Linked DNA regions of Homo sapiens: region 1 is linked to region 2. A link is a contact called in ENCODE Hi-C or POLR2A ChIA-PET data. All regions are on one chromosome and are shown on one strand. Each heading gives the region's core, a stretch centred on a gene start or an enhancer-like site at or near the end of the contact. The rest is flanking DNA. Distances are from core to core; before and after follow the strand shown.

Region 1 (4,625 bases), core at 1,563-4,062, 220 kb before region 2:
GCCATTTCACATACCTGTCCATCAGGATGTCTGTTTTCTACAATATCTGGAATGATGATGGTCCCCTTATGTTAACAATGGTTATTATTTCTGGATAGTGTGATTCTGGGGATGATTTTCTACATCTTTGTATTTTTCTACTGTTTGAATTATTTATAACAAACATGATTAACAGCTACACAGACATACACACACACAATTCCAGTTTCTAACATGCTTTGTGGTTATATCAACACTTCGTCTACTTGTTTTGTGTTAGAGGTTTTAGCTGAAGCCTAAGGCCAGGCTAAGAGACTTGAATGTGACAAGGACTTCCCCTTTCCCCAGGAGAATTCTTGCCCAGCAAACATATGTCATGGAACCGTAAGTACAAAGTGTCCTCTGCCCTTCTTACTGATCCATGAGGCAGGCAGCACAAGAGAGCGTGCCTCTTTTTGCTGCTTTAGAGACAAAGGAAGCAGCCCGCAGAATATAGGATACATACGGAAGATGTAACACAGTGGGAGTCAGGCTCCAAGATAGCTACTTCATCTATCTTAGAGCAGCACATCAAGAACTGCAGATGTGTATGCAAATGCCTCCCTAGTTGAGGGAGGAATGCTGTTGTTATATGGGCTAAGCAGGAAAATGGAGAGAATCAGGTTCCATAGGCAAGTTCCAAAAGAACTACTACAAATGGGACCTGGCTTGGGCCCTCTTCGAAAACTTACTATTATTATTTTTTTCTTGAGACAGAGTCTCTTTTTGTCACCTAGGCTGGAGTGCAATGGCACGATCTTGGCTTGTTACAACCACCGCCTCTGGGGTTCAAGTGATTCTCTTGCCTCAGCCTCTGGAGTAGCTGGGATTACAGGCTCCTTCCACAACGCCTGGCTAATTTTTATATTTTTAGTAGAGATGGGGTTTCACCACGTTGGCCAGGCTGGTCTCGAACTTCTGACCTCAGGTGATCCGCCCATCTCAGCCTCCCAAAGTGTTGGGATTACAGATGCGTGCCACCACGCCTGGCTAATTTTTTGTATTTTTAGTAGAGACGCTGTCTCTACCCATGTTGCCCAGGCTGGTCAATAACTCTTATTAAATAAGAGTGGCAAAGTGGGAATTCCAACTCAAGTCTCTGTAAATAGTATATTTACAGATATAGGGTCACAGATTTTTTTTTTTTTATTAAATCTTGCCCTGAGTATAAGATTTAATGGGGGAAACAAGGTAACATGTGAAACCTGAACACCTTAATGCCACACGATTCCATGTAATTGGAATTCTGTAAGATTCTATATAATGAATCTGGGTAATTATTATCCCATCCCAGACTTCAAAGATCTTCTGCATGCTAAGACACCAAAGTCTCTCTCTTTTCCAGGCCTCTTTCTTAAATGTCGCAGCCCCATACATTCAATTTCTTACTGGATGGTCTATCCTAAATCCAGTATGTAAAAAAGCTCAAACATATCCTATCACAACTTCTTCTTTATCTTAATTCATTCAATTCAGTAGGTATTCTTTAACTACCTACTATATGCCAGGCTGTAGGTATACACACTGTATGGATGATGCTGGGAATACAGAAGTCACACATGGTACATTCCTGGCTTCTGGGAGCTCACAGATTAATGGAGAGGACTAAGGGGCAGAAATGAGTACAACACAAACACAATGATAAGATCACAGGGTCCTGTGAGATACAGAGGGAGGCATCTAATCCAGATGTATGTGGTGTGGAGGGAGGGGTACATTAGTGATCAGGAAACTCATAAACCATACAATGTTTGAGCTTTCTCAAAGAACCAGCAGGGCAGCTCCTGCTCAGCTAGGCAACTCCTCTTTTTGCCATAGATCTAGCTGTTCCATTCAGCCATTCACTCGTGGCTGCAGTGACCTTCCAGGTCAGTCTGGACTCTGGAAATTGCCTCCATGGTTACCTCCCTTCCCATTGATGACATTCTACAGATCGTTCAGTTTGCCCTAGGCCCCTGTCTGTTCTATATAACACTGGTTTTCTGGAAGCCGTTTGGTATCTTGGTAAGAATACCCAGATTTATAAGGGAAAAACAATAACATAAGTGCCTCCTGCTTCTTTGCTCAGATGTTTCAGTTTTTGGGAGATCATTTAGCCTCTCTGAAGCTCACCTCCTCATCTGTGAAAGGCTAGTAATTATAATACTAGTTCTTACATGAAGAGAGGGTGTAAAAATCAAATCAGATGAGGGATATGAAAGCAGGTCCAGCACAGCTCGCATATTAATTGTCTTTGTTAGGGTCTGAGCATAATGGAGTATGACTCCAATGCAAATCCTATAAATGCTGATCCTGTAAGGAGGACGAGAAGCTTTTGGAACTTTCTCAAATATATGAATAGAATTTCAATTGAATTCCTTGTTTGTTTTTCCTAGCATCTCTCAGTTCCCAATCCAGTCTGGATTTCATTCCAGCCATTTACTAGCCTTGCGTTACCTTCTCCTTCAGTTTCCTCTTGGGTATCATGGAGATAATTAAAGATACTTCAAAGAGATATTGCGAGGATCATTTGAAATAAGGAATAGAAAACACCACGTAGTGATGCTTTCTTAGGCAAGGTTTTGACCGAGGAAAGCCGCCCTTCGGTGGGAGCCTGGAGGCTTGGAAATAACCAGTGAAAAAGGGAAGCCCGTCTTGGGTGCAGCACGTTAAAGACCCAAGCTCGCAAGCCTGGGAGGCAGCGCGGCGGGAGGAGCCTGCCCCTGCCCCCAGTAGGGGGCGCCGAAGCGCCGCACTGCAGCATCCTGGCCGCTGAGCGCAGCGGCCTTGGCCGGGCTCAGCTCGCGTCCTGCCGCAGTCCCTCCGCCGCTAGTCGGAGCGAGCGCGAGTGAGGAGACCCCCGCCGGGCCACTGGCACTTGCTTCTGCGGCGAGTCCCACCCACGACCGCAGCCCAGCAACTCGCAAACGCAACCTGAAGCCTGGGCTGCGCAGTGTGGGAGGGCTTCGCGATCTTGGGGGACCCATTCCGAACTTGCAGAGGACCGTAGCTCTCCTGGCCTGGAGAGTGTGAACAGGTGAGTGTCACGCACGTGTCCAGGCAGCTCTTTCGGGACGACTTCCTGCAGACCCATTCCGAGCCCTGAGCGCGCTCGGCCTCTGAGTCGGTCCTCTTGGTCACCGGGTTCTCCTCCCAGGGCGGCTTTGGGGTTCGCTGCGAGGGAGATGTGAACACCAGCAGCCTATCTTGACAGGGCTCTCCTAGCTGAGAGGGAAAATGCCCTTTTGACTTAAGGCTGCATTTTCTCCCTAGCCTGAAAGCAAGTGACTTGCAGTCCACAATGGATTTGTTTATTCTTGCAAGATACCTGTTGAGTTCAGAGCAACATTAAATAGCCAAGGGGCTTATACAATTATCCTGGTTTGCTGTGGGTACTGCGTAGTGATAAGAAGAGGAAGAATTCCTAGTAATGAGACCAGGAAAACTTGATTTCAGAACCAGAGAAGGGGAGGCCAAAAAAGAAGAGAATCTCATTTCCAGGCCTAGACTAGGGTCTTTGCTTCCCTAAATAGCTACACTTGATTTTGATGAGCGCATGCAAACAGAAGTTCCAAGCATGATTACCTTATAAAGACGCTTGCTTGCCCCACCCCCAAGAGGAAGTAGAAAGCATGAACCTTGATAAATATAGCCTTGAGAATGATTTATTAGGAATGAAAACTTTCTTTAAATAAGTAAGTAAATAAGGTTACAGTTATCTAAATATCATAGGTCTAACAGAGTGTAAGCTCTTCGAAGGGAACTACTTTTATTTGTATGTGCATAGCGTGAAAGTGTGGAATAAATCAATGAATGCATCACTAATAATACAGGATTTTAGCTAGCGTTTTTCCTTTTTCCTTTAATTTATGTTTAGGGAAAAAAAAACCTACACCTTCAAACTAAATAGGTATGATTTTACCTTTAGAGTGATAGCAGCTGAGATGTTTTTGTCCTAATAAGCACCATCCACATAAAAAGTGAATGGCAAATTTCAGCCCTACTCAGAATATTTCAGCAGAACATTAGGACAAATGGATTTTCTTAGATCCACGTATGGAAGCTCTCAGATTATGAATTATTTGGAACATCAGAAACTTGGCAACAGTTTACTTATTACAACAATTTACATATTTATTTTTGTTTTCTATCTTGTCAAATGTAACTTTTCACATTTTCATGTGAGAAATAAAATGTTGAAGAACTCCTGTCAGTTTTGTGTCTTCCTTTAAGTGATTTTTCTAAACATAAAATTAGGTTGACAATAACCAGCTGTATCTTTATTAGGTTATAAATGGAAAAAATAGCCCACACAATTTCTCTTTCTTATGTGAAATTCCTATGCCTCTGGGGCCATTTGGGAGTTACTAAAAAATGTGACTTGTCATTTTTTTAAAATCACATTTGATGGCTACTTTCATGAAACATTAATCAGACAGATAATTACTTGCATTTTATATCCATGTATATGAACAGTTTTGCATGAAACAAAATTATTGTTTATACTAGCTGCAGACACTTGCGTGTTCAATGTTTCAAAGAAATACTTGCCAGCACCTCTTCTCATTTATAATTTAAATAGTTAATATATCTCCACATATTATGTTTCTGTGATGAAGCCCTGAACC
Region 2 (4,752 bases), core at 635-3,134:
GGGTAAAAAAGTCAAAACAACCAGACTTTACCCCTAGATTTAACTAAGGACTAGCTCGACCACATTCTAGTTGTGGGGCATTTAATTATGAGCTCAAGACTGGTGATCAGTGCTCTTATTATAATACCTACTCCACAAGTGTGTGAAGAATCAAGTGCCTAGCATCCTGTCTTGCGCCTCGGAGGCACTCAATAGACAGGAGTTTAAGTCATTGCTGAGAGGAAGATAAATGAACTTATGACTTCTCTGCAGGTCAAGCAACTCACTATACCGATGGCTTCAACCTTCCCACTGCATCATTTCTTCATGTTTTGCAGATCATGAGAAAATGCTGTCATTAGCCAAGTCAGATTGTCTTCTGAACCTTAGGTCAACAACTCTGCCACAGAAAGCCTGCTATGGGCATAATTGTGAAATTAAAGAGAATTTCTGCAATCTCAGATGGCACTTTCTGTCCTCCTTCTGGTCCCACCCCAGGTGTTCTTAATGAACAATCAGCTGTCGGAAAGCTGCCCTAATTCTGCCCCACAGGAAAGAACAACTTCTTAAAGTGTGGTTCTCAAACTCCATGTGTCAGCATCCCCTCAGACGCCACAGGGACAAGCGAGTGGGCTGTCGAGATTGGAACATCCTGAAAACTGCTCAAAATATTCCACATGAAAAAACAAAGAAGTATTTTACCTGTGCGGGGATAGGATTGCAGACCCACAGGAAGTTTTTCTCCACTCTATTATCACAGAAAGGGATGCTCTGAGAATTCATGAACGATTGGGGTTTCTGTTCTGCATTTTTAAAAAGAGGGAGTTTGAAAGTAAGAGAACATTAATCCGATGGAAATGTGTTAAAAATTGATAAGTAAGACTGGAGCATTTGTATTTTGTGTAAATCTCTATTTGTTTTATGTGTTTAAATACCCACCAACAGAAAAACATTTTTAAATTAAAAGAAACCCCACTATCATTTTAAATTAAATTAAAAGAAGTCCTGCAAGTTTGTGAATTGTTAAGAGCTTTGAAATATAGAATTTGCAGAAACACACATAGCTGTAGGATAAAGAACATGATCCATCAGAGTCCGGGTCAGGAAACTAGAAAGCATATTATAACAGATGGAATGTATTATAAATTAATTATAATCAGTTATAAGGAATTGGCTAAGCTAAATAGAGAAGGTAGAATAAAGGGAAGAAATTGCGGTTCCGTCCCAGGTGTTCCTAATGAGCAATCAGCTGTCTGAAAGCTGCCCTAATCAGAGAAGATGCCCGGCAGAGCCATTGTCAGACTCGGACCAGATCTCTGAGGAGAGGGCACTGCCTGGCTGCTATGGGTAACTTTGCAGAAAAAGTGTAGAAAGAAGGTGGAGACTAGAACCAGACCAATTGCTGCTGCCAAGAGAGGGCGGTTGTTGCTGGCGGATGCCGCTGCCAGGAACAGGGACTTCTCCTTCCCTCCCTCCCTTTCTAGCCTTCCAGCAAGCATCCAGTGCCTCCCTCTCAGAGAAGCCTCACAGGCAGCCAAAACTCTATTTCCTATCATCCCAGCCCCAGTGCCATAAAGCTGAGTAAGGAAAGGTGGGTTTGAAGTAGAGAGACAATAGCTTCATAAACCAGCACACTGTCTTCTTAGGAAACCCTTCAAGTAAACTGAAGTAGATTAAAAAAAAAAATCACAGCAGATGCTTCAGCTGGTAACTGCAGTTTGCAAACAAAGAACCGCACTGCTGTAACCCGAGTGGGGAAGCCTCTGCTTATGCCATAGTGATCTTTGCAACTATCCATGCACACAAATAATTTTCTCATGTATTTACTCACCCAGGAAGTATTTACTGAGTTCCTTCTATTTCTAGGCATTTCCTAGGAAGTGGAGTGGGTATAACAGTGAACAACACAGGCAAATTCCCTGTCCTTGTGGAGGTGATGTTGTAACAGGATAGGCAGACAACAAGCATGCTAAAAATAGCCGGTAGTGCTAAGTGTAAAAAGACTGAAGATATGTGGGAACAAAGGGGTATCCAATCCACTTCCTTTTCCTAATGCAACAAACACATAACATTTTAATAAAAACAACTGATTATGCTAGCTCACATGGGCTAATATTTTACATTAACTTTCTTTCATAAGCCATCATTTCATCTGTCGGTGGTTCATACTAAGCAGCCTGGCTCACATCATATCTCTTAAAACAATAAGACCCAGAACCCTAAGATTCACCACTTCTGGTGAGAGCCAAAGTACATATACATGAGCTCCAGCCCTGCACACTGAGGTGGATGAGCTTCAGGACATTCTCTTTAAGACTGTTCTTGTGTCCCAGACATAGCATGTAGGGGTCTGAAATAATCCTCAAAGAGCTTTAATGATGAACTTTGCAAGAGAAGATATTTGGGAGAAGTAGAAAACCAGAGGACATGTTTCAGAGACTGGTCCTTCTTTTCAAACTTCAGGGGAAAATCACCTACTTGTATCTTAGCGTATAGTTGGTTGCCTGAATGAAATAATTTCAAATGATGGTTATTCTAATTCTGTCATATTTTTTACTTTAGGCAAAATAAATATTACAAATGTCTTGACTCCAATTTGTTTTGCTTCTTCAAGGCACCATAACTACTGAAATATTGAGGATATAAATCAAACCTGTTGTGTACATATTTCTTGTGGTGACCTATGTTAGAAAAATAACTGAGGCTGTAGCATGCATTTACTAATCCTTCATTTAAATGCCATGCAGCAGCTGCAGATTATGTATACTGAAATGATGATCATGCTGTGGATAGAAGCTTTAATTATTTGGGGATGGGGATTTTTTAAAACCACACTTCTCAGTATGTTCCTTCTTATACCTAACATTAAAACATTTTTCACTCCTTTTCTGAAAATCTAATAATACTGGCCACTGTATGTAAATGACCTCTAAAGTGACGCATGCTTTCCCAAGTGTGGCACAATCTCTGGTTTCACATAGCTGGCTTCACTCAGTTCCATCACCTACTTGCCTTTGGAGGCATTTGAGTTTTGCAAACTCTGTACTTAGTGAATAGCTCAGAAGAGATATTAAATATGTTTAATAATCAATAAGGCATGGGCAATAAATAGGTGAGGTCCTAGAAGTCCGATGCAGTGTTAGGCATTAGCCCATTAACTTCTAATTGTGAGAAGAGGCTAAGTTGAAGGGATATGGGGGATGCCTAGGGGGATCATGACAGGAGTTATTAACCCGTCATTTAAATATCAATATCTGAACTACCTATATGGCCGTATCAACTGAATATCAGATCTAGGTGTGTATTCATTAGGTGAAGAAGTCGTGAAACTCCTTCGTGAGTTTAAAATATGAAAGATAATTTTGACATAAGGAAATATATTGAAAAAATCTGAGAGGTGAAGTGAAGAAAGAAGGGATGGTGCCTTCAGATACACAGAACTAGAGGTAGAGGAAAGAGTATGTGTGCGTGTGTGTGTGTGTGTGTGTGTGTGTGTGTGTACCAAAGCCTAAGGAAAGCCTGAAGAGATAACAAATAATATTGTTTCTGAAGGCCTGAGCTTTGAACTTTGAGCTGCTTAAGATGCTACATGTACAAAACAGCTGATTTCTCCTTTAAAATGGATAAGAAAAGCAATGATTCCCTCAACCTGGTTCATAGTCCTGAAGTAGTAATAGAAGAACTAGGACAACAGGTACCTCTATCAGATCCCTTATCCCACTTATCTGTCTCTTTCCACTGGACTAAGAGTTTCTTTCATCTTTGTTTCCCAAAACCTAAGACAGTGCCTGGCAGATAATGTGCCTTCTCTGGCTCCCTTCCAACCTCAGAATGATTCAGGCTTTCTTTGTGCCAGTTTATCTGGCTCAACTGGAAGGTCTTTAAGGGAATGGGCCATGTTTTCATTACTTAACATTGTGCATAGTGCCTGACTCAGAGTAAGGCTTAATATATTTGTTGAATAAATAAGCGAATGAATATCAATCAATGAACTACCTTGGCAAACACTTGTGAGAAAAATCTGTAAGACTAAGAATTTATTTGCTCAAAGTATGCTGCCAATTTATGAAATAATAGGGCAGACATTAGTGATTGGCTACCCAAAAGTCATTCCTGATCCCTTCATTCTTGTGGTCTTCTTGTACAGCACTTAATAAGTGCATATTACATTCCAGAGCAGATGGAGGTCCTCAGTTAGCCCTTGATTTATTGATTGGAAGGAGCAGAAACTGTCTCCAACTTCCTTTGTAAATTCCTACTCTAAAAAGTAGATGTACAATAATTTCCATTACATGAAACCAACATCATAAAGAACATGAAGGAAAGAGCATTTTGTGAGAATCGGAAAACCATATGAGCACTAATGAAATAGAACAATTTAACATCAAAAGAAAGCTGTCAAGTTGTTCAAGATGCTGGATTGGGTGCAGACATTTATGTCCTGTGCTTCCCAGAACACAATGCAATAGTTCAGAAACACACACATAAAGTCAAGAAAACAGCAGGGATGGGGGGAAGAGTAACCAGTAGAGGAGAGATTTCAATAAATCACTGCAAGACAGAAAACAGATGGGAGTACGGTGATGGACCACAGCAAAGAAGTTATAGCCTGGAATATTCCATGAGGGGGCTGAGTGGGGACTGGAATGCCATGATCTGCCAACTAGAATATTCTAGAGGGGCTCTGGGCTCAGGAGGGAGGAATTGGTCTGGAGCCTGGAAACAGGAGGATTTATTGAATATATAAACAGAGAAGAGGTATGCCAGTTAAAT

What was found. A loop is a pair of places that touch in the nucleus more often than their neighbours do. ChIA-PET counts read pairs that join two places held with the same protein, here RNA polymerase II (POLR2A). Pooled maps may share reads with other maps.
Region 1: a map of IMR-90 shows a loop between it and region 2 (8-fold over the local background). The contact joins the promoter of RERG here to the promoter of LINC01489 in region 2. A Hi-C loop is called at or near these places in 58 of 168 maps with a recorded cell type or tissue (A673, B cell, CD4-positive, alpha-beta T cell and 36 more), 25 of 37 single-sample maps with no recorded cell type and 46 of 50 pooled maps. POLR2A ChIA-PET finds 5 or more read pairs at or near these places in 2 of 52 experiments (CD4-positive, alpha-beta T cell and naive thymus-derived CD8-positive, alpha-beta T cell).

Annotation. Positions count from the first base shown.
Region 1 is chr12:15,219,604-15,224,228 of GRCh38, reverse strand. It overlaps RERG (RAS like estrogen regulated growth inhibitor), which reads left to right and starts at 2,812. Exons shown (of 5, transcript NM_032918.3): 1 at 2,812-3,034. LOC124902886 reads right to left here and starts at 3,561. Exons shown (of 1, transcript XM_047429948.1): 1 at 2,251-3,561. The coding sequence starts at 2,984. The coding sequence ends at 2,667.
Region 2 is chr12:14,998,965-15,003,716 of GRCh38, reverse strand. It overlaps LINC01489 (long intergenic non-protein coding RNA 1489), which reads right to left and starts at 1,884. Exons shown (of 4, transcript NR_120466.1): 1 at 1,811-1,884; 2 at 682-782.